2 separate regions of the Mus musculus genome follow, and region 1 is linked to region 2. A link is a loop called in an ENCODE intact Hi-C map of the cell type or tissue named here. Cell type or tissue: left cerebral cortex. All regions are shown on one strand. Links, peaks and the distances in the headings refer to the core of each region. The heading gives the core; the rest is flanking DNA.

Region 1 (12,192 bases), core at 1,433-9,432, 160 kb before region 2:
ACTACATATGTGCCCCAGGGGTGTAGAAGGCTATTTTCAAACCCAGTCATTAGAAAAGGTGTTCCGAAGGGCAAATGAATAAAACTGTGGCGCTAAAGTGACTGGATGTCTGTCATCTCAGAGAGTACAGGGTGTGCGTCCCCCTTTTCTATTTTTCTATATTTGTGTTCATGCGTGCATGCATGTGTATGTATGTTTGTGCATGTGTGTGTGTTGTATGTTTACGTGTGTATGTATGCATGAAGTACATGCTTATATCTATCTGTGTGTGAGTGTGTGATGCATGTTTATATATATATACATATTTGCATCTGTGAGGTCATATATGTGTGCTTGTTGGGGGACACGTGTGTGTTTATTTGTGGTGCGTGTTTATGTTTATACATGTGTGTTTGCATCTGTGTGCATGTGTGTGTGCACACATGTGCACATGTGCTTGCTCTTGTGCGCATGAGAGTGCGTGTGCTCGAAGTTGATATTAAGAGTCATCCTCCCTTACTCTTTTACTTTATTAATTGAGCCAGGCTCTCTCAGTCCCATCCATACCACAGCAGTATGGACACTCTTGCCAACCAGCTTTGTCTGGGGAGTCCCTTGTCTCCCCCTGTCTAGGCTAGAATTCCAGGTGGGCCACCATGTCCACCAGACATTTCTGTGGGTTCTTGGGATCAAAATTCTGATTTTTGTATTTGGGCGGCAAGCGCTTTAACCACTGAGCCATCTCCCCATCCCTACAGAGTCATTTCTCACTAATCCTTAGCTGTCACTCACTCTAGGAGAGACTCACCAAGAAGTCTGGTTTCCACCCCTCAACCCCAGCCCGTTTGGGTGTACTGCTCTGTCCATCTTTCCTGCCTTCAAAGTTGAATGAATTACAGTTAAATAAAACTAGACACTTGGTTTTTCAGTCACACCAGCCAATTTTTTAAGTCCTCTGCGACTGGCACCTGCTCTACCGGAAGCTGTGGTCACAGGACTTGTCTGCCACTGCATAAGGTCAGTGTGGGCCAGATCCAACCGGGTCACTCTATTGGTATAATCTTTAGCTGAGTGTCTGGCTTTCTGGGCCAATTTCCTTATAGCTCCTACCATCTTGAGTTGCTGGGGCCTTAAACGAGTGAATTCCTGTAATGCTCTTAGCGTAGAGTTTGGGATGGAATCACCAATCAGTCATGGCTGTCACCAACTGCACGGAAGTCTGCGGCTAGCTACTGACGCATGCCTATGGCCTGACTGTGGATCTAGATTACGTTATTTTTTTGGTAATAAGAGTCTCACCACCTCTGTTAAAGACGCTCTTAGACTCCCAGAGAGCACCTATGAAGCGCATCGTTTTGTCACTCTCTAAATTCCTTGGAAAAGTTCAGAAAGGATGCCTCTCTTACAAGAAAGAGGTGTTTCTGTGGGAGCTAAGAAGGGGCTCTGAGGTTAGGGTTTCACCCTCTCGACCTCTAGGCTGAGCCCTTGGCCTTGGTCTACCACAGGACCACGGAAGCTCTGCCTCCTCCCTCGGATGAAGAGTGGCAAGCAGAGACTCTGCAATGAGATTGAATTGGCCTAGCATTCCTCTCTGGTGACCTAATGAGCCGGCATCACTAAATGACCATTAGACAGAAAGTTTGTGTGAACTGCAATCGAAAAGTTCCTCAGAACTTCCTGAAAGGGGAGATAATCTATCTAAATAGCTTCCTGCCTCTCCTCTGCCAAGCGGCAGCAGGACAGATTCTCCTACCGGGTTGGGGGGAGTGGGGTTATTTAGCACTGGGTGATCTGGACCCTCCCTGCTTGGAGGAGTGACTGGGGCTGTGTAGGGGAAGTGAGTGGGCCATGAAGCTCTCCAGATGCCAGGGCTATGAGGAGACAGTGGTTCCAGCCATCCTTTCTGAGCTAGAGATTAGGGAGGCATAGAGGTTGGGCGGCGAGGTTCAGTCTTGAGGGACATGGGACAGAGAGCGCAGGGTTTTAGGCTCTGTGTCATCAGAACCTCTAGCAATTTCTTTTTCCCTCTGATTCTTAGAAACCTCAGTTCTTGTTTTAGGAAGAGAGGGAAGGACAGATTGCTTCCTGCCCGCCGGATTGCTTCCAAGTCCCTGTGCGTGTCTCTTTGGAAGACCTTTCCCTCGCTATTAAAAACATGTTTGGGGGCTTTGCTTTATATGGAAACTGCAATTTAGCATAAGCAAACCGCAAAATGGGAACCAGAGAGGCCCCGTTCCATCCCCATTCCGTTTGCTGAGGGGGTGGGGAGGAGGGGGGCTCCCTGGATATGGGCGAGGCAAGCCTTTCTTGGGTCACATGGTGTGCTCCCCACCCAAGCCTTACTTCCCAGAGGTGTGGGTGGTGGGACAAGGGAGGTGGGGAAGGCTAGGAGGAAGCACAAGGTGTCTGTCTGTCCCTGCGGATCGGCTCTCACAATGAGGCCAGCTGCCTATAGCTTTGGGCCTCTCTCTCTCTCTCTCTCTCTCTCTCTCTCTCTCTCTCTCTCTCTCTCTCATCCAACATCATTTGCTTGTATTCTTTCCTCGCGATCACCCAGATCCTCTCCACCTCCCTTAGCCACCCAACTTCCTGTTCTCTTTCTCAAAAAACAAAACAAAACAAAACAAAAACAAAAACAAAACAAAAAACAAACAAACAAACAAAAAAAACCATCTAAGTACAGGGCCTTATCAGGCTGTGTTTGTTCTTCTGGATTTCTGCATCGAAAGGCATCACCAGGGGACCTGGCATTCATTACCAAAGCCCTCACAGAGCCCTGAAGTGTGGCTCTCTAACCTGATAGAAGAGGAGTCCGAGGCTCAAATTACGCAATGCCAAGGCAGAAAGTAGAGGGAGTCCCCTTCAAACCTCTGTCCCTCACAGAAGTCATCGAGAGACCCAGATCTTACTTATTGCTATGTGCTCTTAGATGGGGGTTGGCAGGATCTGCGGGTCCCCCAAGTCACATATTTAATATGGCTATTTTGATTCTCATTAATGACAATGAAATAGTCCCATTCAGCCACAGGAGCTACATGTGAGGTACCTGATATGTCTGATGGCCACTTGGGCCAGTAGCTCCCACACTGCACAGCGCAGATCGGGCACATTTGCTTTGCCAGAGAGAGAGAGAGAGAGATGCATGGGGCAGGCCAGCACCAGCTTACAACATCATGCAAGTGAGCCGGAAGCGTCTTTGCCTGACTCTGAAAAGCTTTGAGATAGGAAACAGAGTGGAAGAAAGGGAAGAGCTGAGCTCTTCTTCACACACAGCCTGTCCCTTCCTCTGGGACCATGTCCCCACTTCCCAGGGGAGTGGGGACAAGCAACAGAAGGGACAAAATGGAGCTGAGGTGGGGACCTGGTGTTTTCCCCAATATCACTAAGCAACGGAGTCCTAAAAATCTTCAGGGCTAGCCACAGAACATTGTTTACCAGGAAGAAAACACTTGAAAAAAAAAGAGAGAGAGAGAGAGAATATTTGTCGGAAATGTGCCTAGGATTAACAGGTTTCACCCACCTCCCCGCCCCCCTTTTTAATGCTGTTTTGTTTTTCTTCTGGGTTGTTCAAGGTACTGACCTAGCATTCGCCCCTTTGCCAAGAAACTCTTTCCCTGCCTAATTAGCCTGTGGTATTGTTCCAGGGTTCTGGGAAGGGAGGGGAGGGGGAGGGGAAGGCAGAGGGCCGGGTTGGGCCTGGCCAATGGGGAGCTGCAATTAGTTAGAGGGGTTGTGGGGAGCCTGGGCTGGTCATTAGATGCAGAGGTCTTGAAAAATCCCTCTGTAATTAATTTTCTCCTGCATTAATTAGAGCGGTGCTGGAATGAGGAGCCGGAGGGATTTGTTGCCCTGGGCTGCTTTTCAAGGCGACTTAAGGGGAAGAGGGAAATTGCCTGAAGAACAGGCTGAGGACAGGCTGGGCTGTTAGAAGGCATAGGTCTTACTTAGCTGGAGAGCTTTGCTCAAACGGACGGTACCCTTATTTGATCTTAACCTGGGCTGGGTCGTGGCACCTGGCTCTTAAGAAACCCAGAGTATATATGTGAACACCTATGCGTGTGTGCTTATATCCATGTTCCTATGTACACATGACATGCAACACAAGGACCTTTGCTTCTCATACATGTAGACATGCCCCACAAAAGTTTTAATGCTCCTCTTAAAAAATACTCTCTCTCTCTCTCTCTCTCTCTCTCTCTCTCTCTCTCTCTCTCTCTGTGTGTGTGTGTGTGTGTGTGTGTGTGTGTGTGTGTGTGTGTGTGTGTGTGTGTGTATGTGTATGTGTATGTGTGTAGAGGCCAGGGGTTCATCTCAGATGTCTTCTCCAGTTGCTATCCACCCTGTTTTATGAGGCAGGGACTCTTAGCCTGGGATTGGCTGATTTGGCTAGACTGTCAGGCCAGTGAGCCTTGAGCATCCAACTCCCTGGTGCTGAAATTATATACTACTACCAGGTTCAGGGGGTTCATATGTCCTAAGACATTGAACTCAGGTCCTTGGCAAGCACTTTACCAACTGCACCATCCCCCTGGCTCCATCTTCCCCCTCTCTTAACCCCTTCTTAAAAATATTTACAGTTGATGCAGATCTGAGCACAGCTTGCTCATACCCTCTCAGACACCATTTCCCCCCGATCAGAGAGATATGGGTTTTTCTCTGCATCTTTTCTGTATTGTGGAGATCAGTTATGGCAACTCCTTGATAACTGAGCTGCTAGCCTCACAGAACAGGGCCCCAAGGAGATACTTCTAAAAAAAGATTTATTTATTCATGTATTTATGCATATGAGTGGTCTGTCTTCATGTGCTCCAGAAGGGGGAATCAGATCCCATTACAGGTGGTTGTGAGCCATCATATGGTTGCTAGGAATTGAACTCAGGTCCTCGGGAAGATCAGCCAGTGCTCTTAACCACCAAGCCATCTCTCCAGCCCCCAAGAAGATTTTAATAAAAGCATCCACCAGTCCATGAAGCTCCAGTAAGTTGAAAATGACATTTAGAGTCAACAAATCAGCACACTTCTAGACTTTGATGCCAGTGCCCTGGTCCTGTTAGTCATTTTTATAAAATATTAAAATGAGCCCAACTTCTTCAAGGTCTTTGTCTCAGATGGATTTTAGTAACTTGATCAGTAGCTTATTTGATTTGTTTTGGCAACTGATGGGCCTTGTCCCATATGCAATAGTTACGTGTCTTCAAGTCTGGCCATCACCTTCGGTGTGTCGGATGGATTTCTGCCCGAAGAGGGAGGGTTAGTCTGTCTATGTCTGATACTATTTTTCAAAGTAGTCAGTCACATTGGTGATATAGTTATGGCTTAGGACCTGGGCTCAAAATGAAGCACTTTCTTCTCGGATTGTTCACTGAAGGGACCAAACTCCAGCAGGAAGATGTGGCATGGGATGGACGAGTTAGTGACTAAGACGTAGGAGCCTGCGGTCTGAAAGGAGAGTGTTGGAGGGTTGCTCCCCCACGCCCCCAGCTTCACTCCCTGAAACCTTCTATCAGTTCCACATTGGTTTCATGGCTTACTCCCTTGAGGTTAGAGAAGACAAGAAAGAAATCCAAGGACTAGAGATGCTCATTCTGTACAGGAATCAGCACTGGGAATGCGAGCGATAAGAGAGAGACGGATCTCCTGGAAGCTCTGGAAGCCATCAGTGTTCTGGAAAGCTCCCGGTGCCCTCTTTTCCCCAGCCCATCCCTAGCACATTCTTCTCAGCAGCTGTTTCAACTCTTCTCCTCCCTCCCTGGCTTCCCAGTCCACCCCCACCATCCACAGGAGATGATCTCACCTCCAGCTCTTGGGCGAGGCCCTGGCCACCACTCTAAGCTGACTCCAAGTGGCCCATGAGGCCGTGTCCCTGGGCACAGATGGATAGAAATCCTTGTTGTGCTACTTGATGCTCGCCTGTGGTTAGTTGACTTGTTTCCCCCTCAGATTTCATTTCCTCACGTGCATGCAGAATGAGGTGATTGTGAGGATCAAACACGATGGGGAACTTGCATGGAAGCAGACAGTCATTGTTGGGAATAGCATCACCACCACTACTGCCTTTATCATCAGACTTCACCATTGCTACCACCACCACCACAGTGAGCACCACCATCACTACTGTCACCGTCACCATTACCACCGTCATCACACGACCATCCACCCCCTCACTCATCTTGCTGTCCGCACCTTTCAAGGTTTGATGGTGCACCAGCTTCATTTCTATTGGCTTTCGTCGCATGCTAAATGCTGCTCTCTGGCATCTTCCTCTCGGTGCTCAGATGTGTTGGAGTTGACCTAACTTTCCAAGCGTGGGGCTGGAAAGATGCCACAGTCAGTAAAGTGCTGACTGTACAAATGTGAAGACTCCAGACATCCGCATGAAGCCTGAATGTAGCAATGCATTTCTGAGACTCCATCACTTGGATGGGGAGGGGCAGAGACAGGCAGACCCTTGGGCTTGCTGCTTAGTCAGGCTGGATGAGTTGGTGAGCTCCGGGGTTAGGGAGAGACACCGTCTGAAATAAAAGAAAAAGATGGAGAGAAACTGGGGAAGGCACTTGATACTGACTTCTGACCTACACACACACATGTACACACATCACACATGCTCATACCACACACATAGAAACATGCACATGTTCACACCACACACACATGCACACACATACACGCACACACATATACATGCTCACACTACACACACATGCTCACACTACACACATACACATGCTCACACTATATACATACACACACACAGAAACACACACATGCTCACATACCATACACATAAACACACACATGCTGACATCACACACACATGCTTATACCACATACACATGCTCACACCATACATACACACACACTCACATGCTCACACTACACACATACATGCTCACACTACACACATACACATACTCACACTATACACATACACACACAGAAACACACACATGCTCACACCGCACACACATGCTTATACCATACACACACATGCTCACACACCACATACACACACACACACACACACACACACACACACACACACCTTCTAAAATGCCTCAAGTCTGCCTTCCTCCTTTTCTTTCTCTATTCACAGGCATATCCAGTGTCATCTCTGGGTACTGACCCCATTCCCTCCTCTCCTCCCTGTTCCTCAGCCGACTGCAATTGTCTTCCATCCCTACTGTCCTGACGAGATGGGACTTTCAAACGTTTTTCTAATTTCACTTCCAGCCTACCCAGGCTATTGGGAGCATCTGGCGTTGGTGATCCAACCAGCTGTCTCCCAACCTTCTTCCAGGCACCAGTCCTTCTGCTCCCTCCTTGCAGGGTTTAATCTCCTGTGCCTGTGTCCCCACGTGCCATTTCATCCCTGCTCTTCTTGCATGACCTCTCACGTGTCTTCTTCAATCAGGATCTTACCCTGAGTGGGGGAGGGGTCTGGAAAGTCGGAACTTGCAGCTCTCATCTACGCTCCAGTCTGGATTCCTGGTGCCAGCTTCTTGTCCTTCTGACATAAGAAGTTTTGACAACACTGCTTCCTGAGTTGACGATCCATGGCCCTTATGCTAACAACGTACAATAATCTCAGCGATGGTGCCCCTGGCTTCTTGGTGATGGGCTCCCTTCAGTTTGTTGGAAAGGCTTTATAATAAGGCAACTCATTGGAGCTTCTAGGTTATTTTCAGAAGTAGATTTTTACAAAATCTCAGTCTTCGCTCTTTCCCCATCACTAGCTGTCAGGATGATAGAATACCTGAAGAAAGCTGACTTGCCTAACCTGGGGTAATCTGAAAGCAAGATCAAAGTAGTTTGGGGGAATCAGAACAAAGAGCCCGAGGAGGACGTTGGAAGGGCCCTCAATCCAGCTTTTCTCGCTACCTAGGACATTTAACTGGTAGTATCCCATTCTTTATGTGACTGGTTATAAGGATAAAGGACAAGAAACTGATGTCCCTCTATAGCCCCCCCCCCTTACTCATTACCTGTCATGCAAAGGCTCTGCACTTCCTTTCTGATCCAGGGAAAGTGTTTGGTTTCTAAAACAGATTAGACAATGAGTTCCTGTTGGAAACAAACCAAAGAAGCTGGGACACAGAAGAAGAGATGAGAGTCGGTAGCCAGACCTGTGTCTGGTAATGGCTGAGGATTACCGAGGTGAGTGGTGTAGGATATAATCCTACGGGGGAAATTTTCAAACAGTCATACATGTGAAGGTCTACACTTTATAGACTGCCATCAGTGTAATGTGTATCTTCCTTAGTCTACCAAAAAAATATATCATGTTCCCTTTGAAGGGCTTCCAAGTGTGCAGAAAGACTTACAGTTCATTTTCTCTCTGAAACACAGGCAAGGAGAGAGGTAGGACAATGTGTCCACTTTCTGGAAGCCTCTGTAGCCATATGGTTGTGTGTGTGAGACAGAGAATTTTAACCAAGCCACCAACAGAGCTAAGTGTTGGTAGCCCCTTCCTTATGTCTGGCTCTAAGGTGTCCGACTTTCTTCTTCCCACACCCTATTGGCATTGAGGAGTAAAATGGGTGGTGGATCAAACTACCAACCTTCTTAGAAGATGGAGTCATAGGCTACATTTTCAGATTAATGGCTTGACGGGAGATGGGCACAATTCTCACATCTTCTCATCCTTCCTAAGGTCTTCCTACTTAAATTTATTTGAGACTACAGCTATATGGAGCTGAGAGGGACTTAAATCTTTTCAGCTGAGTGTCAGCAAACTAAAGCCAGAGCATAGATCTAATTAACTATTAATTTTCATTTTTTAAAGAGGAAATGTAGATACAGCTATGTAGATTAGTGATAGCTTGCTTGGCACATGAAAGGCCCTGGGTTAGACCCCCCTGGTGTAACACATGCACACACTCAGAGAGAGAGAGAGACAGACAGACAGACAGACAGACAGATATATAGACACATAGACATACATACACACACAGACACAAAGACATACAGACAAACGCACACACACAAACAGACATACAGATACACAGGCAGACGTACACAAACATACACACACAGAGACATACAGACACATACAGACAGAAAGAGAGGGAGAGAGAGAGAGAGATACACACAGAAACATATAGTCAAACAGACACACATACACACACACACAGACACTTTATTAGAAAAAAGAAGCTATGCCCATTTGCTGAGACATTGTGTATACTTTTGTGTTAGAACAGCAGAGGTGAGTAATTGTAACACAGACTGTACAGTTCACAAAGCATAAAATATTCACATCTGACCTACTCAAGGAAAACCCTGCCACCCTTTTAATCTATTGTTTAAATGAAGAGCAAGGTGGGTAGGGCAGGTGCTGGGGTGTCAGTTGGCACAATGCTTGTTTAACATGCATTCCATCCCAGCACCCCATAAACCCAGGGCGATGCCCCCACCGGTAATCCCAGCACTTAGTAGGCAGAGGCAGAAGGACCAGAGTTCTAAGATCATCCCAGAGTTCTAAGGTCATCCTTGGCTGCATAGTGAGTTCCAGGCCACTCTTCGATACATGAGTCCCTGTTTCACAAAAAGGTGTGTGTGTGTGTGTGTGTGTGTGTGTGTGTGTGTGTTTATTGACATGAGCTCTTAAACTATAAAGTAGAAAAGAAAAAGCCACCCCAAATTTATATCATCCTTTAATTAAAACCTGTTAATATTTTGCTATGTTTGCGTTCAGCCTTTTCTACACATATGTAAAATTATAGGCGAGTGTAATTACACAGTTACTTAGTACTCATTTGGCTTTACATCTTATTGTGTGTGCTAATGATGCGATTTTTAAGGTGATTATTTTGCATGCCCTTAGTCATACCTTGATCATGTGGCTTGCATGTGCTTGTATAATTGTGTGTGTGTATGTGTGTGTATATGAGCATGTCTGTGAGTATGTGTGAGTATGTGTTGCATGTGTATGTGTGAGTGTGTTGTGTGTATATGTGTGAGTGGGTGATTGTGTGTTTGTTGTGTGTGAATGTGTGAGTGTATATGTGTGTGTGTGAGAGAGAGAGAGAGAGAGAGAGAGAGAGAGAGAGAGAGAGAGAGAGAGAGAATATGTGTTACTAAGGATTGATCCCAGGGTCTCTTGCATGCAATTATTCTGCCACTAATCAATATCCCCAGCTCTCATATGAACACTTTTGTACCTTTGTGTAACTTTCTCATATAGCCCACGACAACATCTGACTTGTAGGCAGTGTTTAATGACTCATAATTCAAAATACCAGGCACTAGCCCAAATACCTCTACACAGAAATCCTTCTTTGATTCTTTGATTGTTTTCCTGAGACAAATTCCCACAAGTGAAATTACCGGGTGAAAGGCCGAGGACAATTTTCAGGGTCTCGATAGCTTATTGCCAGATTGCTATGCTGAGAGATCGTATCAATTTATGCTCTCACCAGCAATGTACGAAATTGCTGCTTCATCCTCCTCTCGCCAGCCCCGACAACTATCATTTTAAAAAGCTACCAAATTGATAGGCAAAAATTGCATTTTGTTGTTTTGATTTGAATTTCTTTGATTACTGGTAAGGCTAAACTTTTTTTTTTTTTCATTTGTTAAACACTTCTTCGTATGTTTATGGCCAAAGGGAATGTTAATAATGGTCTTCAAGTGTGCAAAGGGGTAGTTAGTAGATTGAGACCAGCTGTTCTCAAGAAGAAAATGGAGATGTTTAAGTTCAACAAGAACTCAGTCAGCCAAGGGTCCCTCCATGCAGGATGGGGCATTTGAGTGGTCAAGCACCAGTGACAACTGTGGCACTGCCTCTTTTATTCCAGGTGCCAGGAGACCCAAGAAAAAGAGCTGTAAATTGCTGGTTGCGCATGAGTACTGGAATCCTCTGATGTTTGCATATGTCTGCATTTAAATGCTTGTGAACACCCTATGGAAATGTGGACGTGGACATAAATTATTATCAATTATCCCAAGTAAGTCTTGAAGTACTCATCCTAAAATCCTACTTTCCTAACCACTCTGAGGGATGCAGTCAGTGAACTCATCCACTTTAAATGTCTTTGTAAATTCTCCCTGCACAAAATGAAGGGAGTGTGAACCCCATCTTCTCTAAACTTCAGCAAGTCAAACCCAGACCAGCAACCAGTAAGGGTTTTGCTGGTTCCCATGCCTGCCCACTGCCAGCTTCTTTCCAGCCCAGCTACTCTGGGCTCCTCGGATATGGGGGAGCCCTGTCTGCCTTATAGGATGCTTGCCCCCAAGCCTCTAGCCACCATGATGCATGCCTATGTTCAAGAGAACATAGTTCTTTGGATGCTTTGTAAATTTCCTTCATAGAATGTGTGACTATTGGACATGGAATGCCTTTCCTTAGAACCCTCGTCTTCAGGAGGAAACAAGGAGCTGAGGCTTGGGCAATCAAGTGATCTCTTGAGCTCAGTGGGATGGAACCGGGGAGGCACAGAACAAATGTTTCCTGATTGAATATGTTGTGAGCAAGTGAACGGGTGAGTGGACGTAAGCACCCTGCAGTTGTGTCTGGGTCCGGCATGTTCTCAGTCCTGCCTTCAGCCCTGTCTCCAGCACTCCCCTCATCTATCTCTGTTCTCCCAGAGAGCCTCAGCATCTTTTTCATTCCTTCTGGATGCCAGCAGGTTTGGACATTCATGAGTTGGGCTGGGGGTTGTAGGGAGCTTCCTCTCATCTCTACTGTAGCTTCAGCACCATGCTCTGAGTCATCAATAAATGACAGCTGGTGGCTCCAGATCTTCCAGATCCTCCTTGTAGACCCATGTAGACACCCTGCCATGTGTGTGTCACTTACACTACTGAGTGGTTTAGATATCTTTATATAGAGAGCCTCAGAGTTCTGGTCCTCTACCCTTCTTTTAAAGATAATTTTATCACATTGTATTTATTTACTCACTTATTTATTTATATGTTATGTTTGTATATATGCATGCTATAATATACATATGGAGGTTAGGGGACAACCTTCAGGAGTCAGTTCTCTCCTTCCACTATGTGGGCCCCAGGGATGGAACTCAGGTCATCAGAATGGGCAGCACATATCTTAATCCACTAAACCATCTCACTGACCCTGGGACCCTTCTTTTGAAGAAAGGCATCACCAGCTGGCTCACTAACATCAAAGTTCTTCTCTAGAGTTGGGTGTGAATTAAACATAGCTTCTATCACAGGATCTGAACACAGGATCTGCTCTGGGCTTTCTGCTTAGAG
Region 2 (12,192 bases), core at 1,422-9,421:
TTTGTCAGTTCCCAAGGCTGGATGTCTATGGTCAAGGTTCAGTACCTGATGGTCTTGCTTATTCTGAGGCCTCTGGATGACTTCTCTCTATGTTTTAGTGTAAGGTTATTGTAGTTCCAAGTGCTGGGGTCTAAGTGGGGGATGACTTTGGTGTGGTCCATGCTTTGATTTAAAGTAAATGCTAACATTATCACTACTGCTTACACTGGACCTGTTGCATGTGGATACAAAGTCTGTACACTTTCCTTGTCCTAAACCAAGCCATTCTTTCTTGTGGGATAGGAGTTCTCCTTATCACCATCTTCATGTTATATGGAGACACTGAGGCTGAGGAGTCTTGTGAACTTCCCTATGACTGAAAGCTTCAGAGTATCCTCTCAGGTTTGGTTCACAGACTAACCCAAGCTTTTGCAGCCAAAGACAAGGAGACAAGATGCTGCATCATTGATGGGGTGGGCTCTGTGCTATACACTGTATAACATTAAGAAACATCTCTGACTCCTACCCACTGGAATCTAAGGAGGTACTGTGCTCCCCCACTGTGACATGAGACATGGTTAAGTGTTGCCTTACAAGCCCAAATCACCCACAATTGAGACCCCTCGACTCTGTACACTTGACTGACACAATACTGACCACACTGTCCTGACGTTGAGACTCTTCTAACACAGTCTCCATGAGGTATTTTCCATCTGTCCCGCATATCTTTTCTGAACTTTGATTATCTTTGACTAGGATGCCTGAGGTCTAGAGAGGTGGCCCCGTCAGAGCTTATGAGCATTTGCTGCTCTGACAGAAGACCAAGGTTCTCTTCCCAGCATCCACCTGGCACCCCACAATTGCCTGTAACTGAAGTTTGAAGAGATCCAATGATGTCATTTTCTCGTCTCTGTGGACCCTCGCAAGCACATGATACACATAAACTCACACATGAACATGCCCATATACCTAAATTTAAAAAGTTAACGTGACTCTTTAACAAAACAAAATGAAAACTAGGATGAGCTAAGAATGAAGTTACAAAGCTTTGACTAAATCTGGAGCCTATATTACTACTACAATTATTAATTAGTAATTGTACTACTGATAAAATTATTAATAGTGTTATCAATTGATGGTAGCCATCATTTATTTGGCATTTTCTTTGTTCCAGAGCCCCTAATAGACACTTAGAATTAATTAACTCTACCTTTCGCTAACTCTGAATACCTTGGTCACCTGATACTTGTTGCCTTCAGTGTACGGCTGAACAAGGGATCATAGACCATCATAACTGGGAGCGTTGAGAGCATTGGGGGGTGTACTGGAAAGATAGCTCAGTGGCTAAGAACACTTGTTAGACTTGTAAAGGACCCAGACTCAGTTCCTAGCACCAACATGCAGCTCAGGAACACCATAATTCCAGTGCCAGGAAATCCGACTGTCTTCTGACCTCCATGGGTATCAGGCACTCATGTGGATGTGGGGCACGTCCATACACGCAGGTGAAACACTCACACAAAGAAAATCAAATTAAAAAGATGAGAACTAGGGGGTCAGACAGATCGTTGGGGTAAAGGTTCTCCCACCCACATGTTAGAAGGATTAAACCAACGCTTGAACATTGTCTTCTAATGCCCACATATCATGTACTTCATGATGTGACCTACACACACACACACACACACACACACACACACACACACACACACATTCCTCACTCTGACCTTTTTGTACCTTTCTGTAAATTCACTTCTTTCTCGATTCTGAGAACTGGATGAGCGCACACTTCAAATGTCAGATACTGCCATATCACCCAGCAAAAGGCCATAGCTAATTGACTAGCCTGCTGATAGTGTACGGCGGTGCCAGTCTCCCTGAACTGGCTTGAACAACACAGGATAGTAGTATCAATTCTTCCATTTGGGGGCCAGATGTTTAGGGCAATACTGGCTAACACCATAGCTGCTGGCCACCTATGGCTGCTTCAGTTTATTAGAATAAAATTAACATTTCAATTCTGCAGTGATCTAAGGACTATGTTGCTGTACTGCCCCCCTTCCTCCTGCCCCCATGGTTTCAGTATTTGACAGTGTGGATGAAGACTGGATAGGGATGCTCCTGAACTTGGGGCTTGGGGGTTTGTCAGTTTGGGGTACATACTTCTGATACACCATCAGCTTTTTATAAGCTATTCAGAACCAACCTTTAGCTGTTAGCTAATTGACAGTGTTCGATGTCTCCTAGAAGGTTTGAATGATGAATAGGAGACCCAGGAAGCGAAAGGGACTTTGAAGTTGACCCAGAGAGGTTATCTAACTGCCCCCCTGGGGAGGAGTCAGACTGGTTGGCCTTTGACAGATGGGACTTGTTTTCTCCTGGGGCATAAAGGAAGGAAGAAACTGGGTAGGGTGTGCTGAGTCTGAATTTAGGTGGAGTAGCCCTGAGCTACCCCCTCTGGAGAAAGAGAGCAGAGAGGGTCTGAGAGGAAGACAAACCTCTGTGAGCTAACCCTCCTTGAGAATGGGCTACAAGCTGACAAAAACCCACACAGGTGGGCATCCTGGAAGTGGTGAGGGCCCAGCTGAGGTGCGGGGACCATGGAGTCATACTGACAACAGTCCAGTGATAGTGGGTGGGGGACCTTCGGGGGAGGCATGTGTCCTGAACTTTCTTTGCGTGGTGTGCACCTTCTGACATTTGTCATTGAGAAGTCTGATGCCCACGTGGACCCTAGGAATCTCATTTCCATAACCCTGGCACTTTGGAGGCTGAGGCAGGAGGATCGCTGTGAGTTTAAAGCCAATCTGAGCTCTAGTGAGCTCCTCACCAGCCCAGGCTACAATGAGACCTGTATCTCCAAACGAAACCAAACCAAAACAGAAGAGATTCTGAGGTCAAAATCCAAATGGGTGAATAACAGGACCATGAAATTTTTACTTTCCTCCTCTTGCTCTCTCCTGGTCCTCCACCCTAGCAAAGTTTCTTCAAGCTTCTTTTCAAAATTGAAAAGTAATGAAAGGAGGAGTTCCTCTATCCGAGGTCAGGGAAAAGGCAGTTCAGCTACCCTGGGCTGGCGGCCCTCCCCAGCCCAGCCCAAAATGCCTAGCTCACATCCATGTTTATTCTTTCTGTAGCTGGGGTCAGAGTAGACACAGCCCTGCCTCTGGAATTAGCAGCAGCAGCTTACACCTTCTAAGTCTCCTTGGTAGGTGACCTTGACAAGCAGGTAAACCAGATTCCTGGTAACTACATGCACCTCTCCGTCTTTATAATGATTCCCCAACTGACCAATCAGAAAACTTGGGAAGTAGAGGAAAAAGAAATAGGAATGTCTCCCCCTGGATTTTTCTCCCTGGGTCCAAAGTATTTACATTCAGATTTGCATATGATTTGCATATAATTTGTGTCTGCCTACAAAGCCTGTCTGTTGTTGAGATAATGTGGAAACTAAAGTTGATTCATAGCATGTCCCACACCCCTCCGCCCCTATCTTCTCTGACCCCGTGCACTCAGATGCAAGGTGGAAGTGTCAAGCTCTTTGGGGACAGGTTGAACCTTTGGGACAGTTAGGCCTGAGATCACATGCCTTCTGTAGAGGCCACACTGCATGACATTGTACACTTTATTGTTGCTAAACATTTTGGAAAGAAAAAGACCCTGGGGTAAGGCTGCCTGGAGGATTGGAAGTAGTAATAAATCGAGGAGTGAACTTGGCTGAACTGGAAAGAGAATGGCTAGCAGGATAAGCCAACCAAGCAAAGGCAAAGTTTGAGAAAATTCATTAATGACTCCCACTTACATCCATTCAAAGCGCCAACAGTGGGGGCCAGGCCATATTTATATGTCTAACACATGCAGGGACCAGATCATCCCTAGCTCTATGTGGCTAACTAGCTCCATGTTATAGATGCGTGCACAGACTTGCAAAGTGTAATTAGCACAGTATAATTAACTTACTCCAAGTCACGAAAACACCCCCACCCCCACCCCCACTCCAGGCCTCTAGAGGGGCTGGAGATGAGGTCTGGATGTTCCAGGTTTCAGAAAGAAGAAAGAGTGTGCTAAGCTGCGGCTGGGCTTTCAATACCCTGTCTTTCTCTTGGCGCTACGGTTAGTGTTGATGGAGAACTACCTTTCCGGCAAGAACTAACTAAGCTGGTGACAGTGACCTAGTGGCTGAGCTCCAGCCCGCTGGCATTGACCAGCATGCTGTGCAGAATGTGGGGTTGACAGCACACACAATGGCAGAGATGAGTCACTCAATGGCTCATCCCCGAGAATCCATCAGAGCTGCAACTGAGTGATGTCCTGAGAATACCGCTTACAGGGGGAAGCCCTGGGCCACGCTGTGGCAGTGCGGTGAACGGGAAATGCCAAGGAAAAATTGTCCTCACACGGCTGCAGCACCTTGGTTTCTGTCCAGTCCAAATTGGCTTCGTCTGAGTTGGGACTGTCTCTCTAGCTTTTATTTACCTTAGGACATATTTTATTTGGTGGATCGGGGAGGACACCGGCCTTTCCAGAATGAGGCAGCAGCTGGGAAGTGAAGGGGGGTGTGACTGAGAACAAGCCTTGCCCGAGTGAAGGGCACAGAAGTAATTAATGAAAGATGGCGAGGGCGTGCGCTCCTATTGGCTGCCACAGTGTGAGAAACTTTCCAGTGCCGAGGCAGTGTTGTCGAGGAGAGAGTGTTGTCATCTGAATTCATTTGCATGACAATGAGCCAAACTCTTATTATGCATAGGGATGCTAATGGGCACCAGCTACCGTGCAGTTCCATGGGAAAGCTGCTTCCCCTGAGGAGGCAGCCTCTTCCTCCTCCCCCATCCCGCCTCTCCTCCTCCCCTCCCCTCCCCTTTCCAAATCCAAACACCTCCCCACCTACTCACCCCCTGCAGGGTGGAACGCTAGATCCCTCAACCTGTGGAATACTCCCCTCTTCTCAGGGCCTATGTTCTAAGTGCTACAAGAGAGAAGGGATACTTTCCGGAAACTTCCCAGACCCACGGTTCCCCCACTCCCACCGCTCACAGGAGATGACCAAGATGGAAGTCCAAATGAAGTAAACCAGGGAGGGGATCCTTAATAGCGCTAGACCTTCCTTGCTGTAATAGCTGATTTGGGTGGGAGCACCGCCGCCGGAGGGAGAGCAGGCAGAGAGGAAAAGACACCACGGTGTGCGGTTAGCTATGGAGTACCAGGGGGAAAAGGTATAGGCAAAGAGGGCATCGGTTCACTCCCCTCCCTGCCCCCACCGGACCTTGAAACCTGTCAGGCAGCCGGGCTGTACTCTAGCTTTCCCAGCAGCCCTGCCTTGAAGAAAAAAAAAAAAAAAAAAAAAAAAAAAAAGGCTTGAACTTGGCCGGGTACAGAGCCCTGTCTAGCTCCCACCACTACCTCTGGGAACGCTGTAGAATCCAGGGCAGGGCTGGAAGCCAGGTTATTTGGATTCCAATGCCATCCCCGCTGTTTACTGACCACCTGACTTCCAGTCCGGGATCATTTTGCTCTGGCTTCTTTACAGGTGAAACAGAAAACAAACGGGGGTTTCTAGATTGGGCTGTTGCTTGGTACATTTGGGGGGATATTGTCAGCATCCAGTGGGGGTTAGGTATCACTATCTCTCTTTCTTCTCTCACTAGCTTCTTCGCATCTCTTAGGTCAGTGGTCCTCATTTGGGGGGGGGGTGTCAAAGGACCCTTTCACAGGGGTCTCCTAAGACCATTCTGCATCTCAGATATTTACATTACAATTCATACCAGTAGCAACACTGCACTTATGAAGTAGCAATGAAAATAATTTCGTGGCTGGGTGTCGCCAGGACATGAGGAACTGCATTAAAAGGTCTCAGTGTTAGGAAAGTTGAGAGCCACTGTCTTAGGTGGTCATTCCAATTCAGGTCATAGATGTCACTGACCAGCCGCCTGCCCTTTGGCTTTTGTCACATCACCCCCTTTGCCATGCAGGTGCAAGATCTCACCCCCTGAGACTGTGCAAGTGCCTGCCCCTCCCCAGGAAGGGACTGTCCTTGCTAGGTTGCTGTAAGTTCCACAGGGCTTAGTTTGATTGTGTCTCAGGGTATGGAATGCTTTTCTCTCCCAGCATAAGATTCCATTGCAGGAGTAGAAGCTGTTGCTTCATTAAAGGAACTTCTGAGTTTTCTCTTGTTGCCTTGCAATGACTCCAAGAACAGCTCCCTTGCAAGGCTTATGATCTACCCACAGGCTGGAAGGAAGGGTCCCCGACAGGGCAGCTACACTTTTCATAGATTAAAAACAAAGCCAATCTTCCCCCAAAAGCTCTTTATTAGCTGAGCATAGCGGCCCAGGCTGATGATCTTACACTGGGAGCCAAGGCAGGAGAGTCAGTACCAGCTCAAAGCCAACCAGGGCTACATGGCAAGTTCCAGAGTAGTTTGGGCTGTACAAGGAGAACCTGTTTCAGAACAGAAAGTCAAAACAAAATGTAATGACAAAAACCAAAAGCAACGTACATTAAACCAAACAAAACCTCCTTGCTCCATTTGGAGACATATAAATGCTGCCTAACTCACACTGGCTTTGAGCATTTAAAAATAGAAATTCTCCAAGACCTTTGTCAGAAGGGCTGGGTGGGGTGGGGGTGGGGCATTGACAAGCCAAGAGTGCTGTGGTAGATGATCAACGGGTGAGACTTGAACAAGATTCCTGATGGAGATGCTGAGGCAAGTGGAGACCCTCTTTGCCTTCCTGCATCAGTAGCTCTTATATGTGTGTTTTTTTTTCTCCAGGTATCCATTGATTGATTGGTACTAATATTTAGGTAGATAGCTAGAAGATAATTTATTTGGCCTGCACCTTGCTATGGTCTTATAGGTGGGTCTCCTATACCCCAGGCTAGCCCACAGTTTGCTATATGAGGGAAATGGCCTTGAACGTCAGGTCCTCCTGCCTCCACTTTTCTTGCTGTAGCACTACACCCAGTTCACCTACAAGATGCTTAGTCAATGCAAGCTATTGGAAGCCCCCCAAAACAAATGCTTATGAATTGTGCTTACCAATAACCAGAATACCAAGTCAGCTGAGGAACTAGTAGCCAGGGATCAGAAAAATTCAAATGAGTTTCTGGGGAGGTGGCTCAATCAATCTGCATTGTGCTGAGTTTGGATCCCTAGCACCTAGGCTGCATGTGATGGTTGGTGTGCCTCTAATCCCAGTGAGGGAGGCAGGTGCAGGAGGACCCGGGGGCTTACAAGCTAGCCAGTCTAACTCAACTGATGACTCTGTATCCAATATAAGATGAATTGACCCTTGGGGGATGGCACACAAGGTTGACCTCTGACCTCTGTGGGCATGTACATATATGGGCATGCGTGCATGAATGAACGGACATACACACACTTTTCTGAGTTTTTCTCGGGTCAGTTCCACCAGGGTGGAGGTGAGCTAGAGTGTGAGACTCGGTTACAGCGTTTGTAGGAATCAAACAGGATATTTGCACACAATAGGAAAACAGCTAAGAATATTGACCCTAACTTTTATGGCTTATTACGAACAATAAACGTAATTTCTACTTTCCAGACATGCAGCTCCCTAAGCCTCCACCCTCCGCCTCCGTTGTGTGAAACGTGGGATGCGTTTGTTTGACTGTTCTCTGGGAGCCCTGTTATAAATTAGCCAGGCTTTGCTATGGCCTCAGTCAACATCTAGCTGAACAGTATAAATAATAACTTTGATTCCAATTTGCAGACAGAAGGCCTAATTGCCTCCAGACTGTACAGCTGTCTGCCCTCCTCAGTCTCTGCAGACCCTGCCCCTCACCTCCTCGGGCTCCTTTCCTGCAATGGGTCCCACTTGTTTCTGTGGAGCTGGGCTATGAGTAGGAGGGAAGGTAGTTCCCAGGTGGTTCCCAGAGCAGCCATGGTGAAGAAAGATCTGGAGAGTGAGGCAACAGAGGTGGCAAAATCCAGATGCACTTCAGACCCTGTTTTGGTAAGGGCTCTGTTAGATCTGCTCACAAAACAGGATTAGTAATACCAGGTAGAAGGTTAGAACCTGCGTTTGCACAGACTCCACACAAAAGCTGAAGGTTGACCTGCATCCTGCTGCCTGCCAGGCCCAGGCTATTTCCCCCTACATCCTTCAGAAATCTAGGAGTGGTTTCTTCTCACAAAAGAATTGGAATTTCCAGGTGAAAGAAGAGAAAGGGGGAGCCTTTGCAACCTCACCAAGTTTCCTAATTTTTAGAGTGTCGAACGGTCTGCCTTGCGAGTTATGCTGATTCATGCCTGTGATCCCAGCACTAGAAAGGGAGGGAGGCAAGGGGGAAAGAAAAGAAAGAAGATGAAAAAGAGGGAGCGAGGGAGGAAGGAGGGAAGCAAGCTAAAGGGGAAGGAAGGAGAGACTTCTTAACCAGAGAGCATGTCACAAGGTCTACTTTATTTCACATTTTACTCTCTGGTTCTCTGCATTCATCAGAATTGAACATGGTTAAAAACAACCACATATCGGGCTAGAGAGTTGACTCTGGTTGAAGAGTGACTGTTGCTCTTCCAGGAAGAGGAGCTTGGCTCCCAGCCCTTACATGGCAAATCACAGAGGTTTGCAATTCCAGCTCCAGGGGATCTGACCACCTCTTATGGCTGCCAAGGACACCTGTAGATATACGTGTGCACGCACATAATCTCACGTGCATGCATTTATATAGTTTTATGCATATGTACATAACATACATAGATACCATATTCATGCGTGTGTATACTTTTATGTCTTAATCAAGATATAAAGTGGGTTAGCACAGGCAGAGAAATTCCTAAAAGAAATTCAAGGCTGGAATAACTCTAACTCTAACTCTAACTCTAACTCTAACTCTAACTCTAACTCTAACTCTAACTCTAACTCTAACTCTAACTCTAACTCTAACTCTAACTCTAACTCTATACACACACACACACACACACACACACACACACACAGAGAGAGAGAGAGAGAGAGAGAGAGAGAGAGAGAGAGAGAGCCACTAATGACTAAGATGAATGAGCACAGAGAAACTGGTATATCTCTATAAAGTTATGACAGGATGAATCAGAAGGACGAGAGTCCCTGTCCCTCTTGGCACATTACTTTTCCTTTCTGAATCCTTTGTAGAAATGTGAACGCGAGCAACTGGCACCGTTCTACCTGTGCTTTTGATGGCCCCGATGGTGTTTACAAAGGTGACCACAAAGCGATGCTGCTCTTTGCTGTGGCAGCAAAGGTGAACGCAGCATCATCCCTGAAGGCTCCAGCGTGGCCTCCTGGGAGGCAGGGTCAGGTAAAGAGAGCCTGGGATGTGCTGCAGGCATGACAGGGAAAAGGGGCAGCCGAGAGCTCTGGGTGCAGAAGAGAAGCTGACTTAGGAGAGAGGCTCCTTGAAAGCCCTGACTCACAGGAGGTTGTGGGGTGAGTGGGAGGGCAGTCCAGAGGATTAGCAGGGTGCTCACTCGCATACAGCCCCAGCCCTGGATTATCAGCAAGGAGTGGCCCGTTTTTGTGGTTTTGTCTTAATCAAGATGCAAAGTGGGTTAACATAGGCAGAGAAATCCCCCAAAGAATTTTAAAGCTGGAATAACAAAAATTGAATCCCTCCCTCCGTGTATGTTCACACGTGTGTGGGTGCACTGTGTGCATATGCATACATATGTGTGGAGGCTGAGGATTGATACCAGGCATCATACTGCATAATTCTGCCTTATCCATAAGGACAGGGTTTTCCCATCAAACCCAGATTTGGTTGGCCTCTTAGCCAGCTTGTTCTGGGGATCCCCTCTCTCCACATTCAGAAGCTACAATTACAGGTGGGTTGCTATACCCACACTGCAATAATGTGGGTTTTTGGTGTGTGTGTGTGTGTGTGTGTGTGTGTGTGTGTGTGTGTGTGTGTGTGTATCAGATGCTCTTGTGGCAATCTCTCCAACCCCAAGATTGTATTTTATTATGTAAATGTTGGCCAGGGTGGCAGTGAGCCTTTGAAGTATTTTGTGATGGTTTGTATATGCTTGGCCCAGGGAATAGGAGGTGTGGCCTTGTTGGAGCAGGTGTGTCACTGTGGGTATGGCTTTAAGACCCTCATCCTAGCTGCCTGGAGGTCAGTATCCTGCTAGCAGCCTTCAGATGAAGATGTAGAACTCTCAGCTCCTCTTGCACCATGCCTGCCTACATGCTGCCATGTTCCTGCTTTGATGATAATGGACTGAACCTCTGAACCTGTAAGCCAGCTCCAATTAAATGTTGTCCTTTATAAGAGTTGCCTTGGTCATGGTGTCTCTTCACAGCAGTAAAGGCCTAACTAAGACATATTTTAACAGGGAATCAGTGTAAACAGAACTGTTTTAGAACGACTGATCTTTGGGTAGCATTCAAAATGCAGTGAACAAGTGTGAGCTTGGAAGGCCCACATTAAAAAAGTAAACATATAGAGCGAAAAGTTAGGTAGTCAGGGAGACTGAGAGAACAGGGGAGGAGTGGAATGAGAGATGCGCTGGATGTGGTTCTAAGTAGAGATGGGCTGGAGCCCTCAGCCATAATAAGAAAGAAGGACTTGGGAGGAGAAGGTGACATTGATCTTGGCTCTATCTGGTCCTTCCTTGGGATGACACAAGCCTATGGAAATGAATCATTCTAACAAATGTTATCTTTTTGCAGGACTGCACAGCTACGTCCCCCAGAGCAGGTGAGCATCCGTGGTGTGCACCATACAGGTTTAAGCCAATGCTCTGTTTATTCTAGATCAGGATGAAGGAAGTAAGCATGGCTTACCTTTAGAGCATACACAGGCTAATGACATTGGCAAGTAGGAGTACAAAGACTGATACTCAAAAGAACAGTTCTTCAGGCTGTAAACTGGGATTAAGAGAGAATATGGGAAGGTTCCCTAAAGCAGGTTATGGTTAAAAATCTAGATAGAACTGGGATGCACAGACTCTGGGGACAAACATCCAAGAAGGAGGGAAAGACATTAATAAAAATAGACCCAAGAGAGAACGAAGAGGAAAGGGACGGACAGAGGACGGGGGAGACAATGAGGGAGCTGAAGGGTTGGGAAGGCAGAGGAAAAGAATAGGTTCTGAACGGTGAGTGAAACACAGCGTGGATATCAAATAAGAGATTAAGTCAGCAGTGGAAGCGGATGCAGGACTATACAAGGACACCCTGTTAGTCTTCTATCTATATTAACCCCCCTACCATCTTGGCTCATATAATCTGAGTCTGAAAAATGCACTAGTCTGATCCCATCCTTTGTTGGGTCATGTCTTCGCCCTTGGGGCATCGCTCTCAGGATGCTTGGTTGGGATGCTATTCCTCTGAGTTGATGGCCAGGGTACCAAGGCCAAGCCTGAGAAGCTATTTCTGTGAGCTGATATTTCTTCAGCGTTATCCCCAAGAAATATCTGCAGACTGCCATCTGCTCTGATGCCCTCAGCCACCAACAAGCCCAGCCACTTGGACACTTCACTCTATGCTCCAGGTGGGCACACAGTGGCATGTACCTTTGTAGGAGCTGATTGTATAGTTCACTTCTGTAACTGGTTCAATGAAGAGCTTTTGAGCAAAAAGGTCTGGTGGCTACCCTGCTCTGTGGCTTGCATTTGCATGTGATAGACTCCTGGACCTTTCCCTTTATCTAGCCAGCTCCATCTCCTTTTAGACTTCCTTCTTTCTGCACAGCCTCTGAGAGTCTAGTCCCAAGGAAGCTTACAAGGTTTCCTTAATGCAAAAGAGTTTGGACGTGAACTTGAATGGCTATTGAGCTGATTTTCCAGCTGACAGGAGATGGTTAATTGTATGCGGTCTATGGGGGTCTTAAAAAAAATCTGTCTGGCCACATTAATAGCAGCTTGAGATTTATGGTGTGAGACCATTGAGGGTGATAAGAAACTTAGGACCCTGGCAGCTCAGGGTAATCAGCTCCCTGGTTGACGTTAAAGCCTATTGGAGGGAAGTTCGCAGATCCCAGATCTCCATAAAAAGAGATAACAAAGCTAAGCAAGGCATACTTTAACATACCCCATGTTGTATGCCCCTCTCTCTGACGTATCGTCTACCTGTTTTAAAGCATTTACACCCCATTGGTATGGGCTCAATGCTGGGGGTTGTGGCATGGCTTGTCTATATGCCATAAGAACTGACTACAATCCATTCCTTATATATTTTAATTTGTGTACCTTCAGTCTGTAGTAGATGCCCATCATCT

What was found. A loop is a pair of places that touch in the nucleus more often than their neighbours do. Peaks named below come from ENCODE experiments on the same cell type or tissue, not always from the same donor. Only the 100,000 strongest peaks of a DNase experiment are listed, where the experiment ranks them.
Region 1: a loop joins it to region 2, with 6 times the contacts of the local background. A loop is called at or near these places in 2 of 42 quality-filtered maps.

What each region holds. Positions count from the first base shown.
Region 1 is chr11:112,968,629-112,980,820 of GRCm38, reverse strand. No RefSeq gene overlaps it. Among named protein-coding and RNA genes, the nearest start is that of Gm46301, 110 kb to the right of the region's middle. In left cerebral cortex, for the core only: no CTCF peak of the experiment used is centred there; DNase peaks (open chromatin) are centred at 3,767, 5,803, 6,341 and 7,318; H3K27ac peaks cover 720 bases.
Region 2 is chr11:112,803,777-112,815,968 of GRCm38, reverse strand. Gm30562 (a long non-coding RNA gene) reads left to right here and starts at 5,368. Exons shown (of 3, transcript XR_389117.3): 1 at 5,368-5,506; 2 at 9,108-9,273; 3 at 10,007-10,243. In left cerebral cortex, for the core only: no CTCF peak of the experiment used is centred there; DNase peaks (open chromatin) are centred at 4,242, 4,645 and 5,386; H3K4me3 peaks cover 344 bases; H3K27ac peaks cover 460 bases.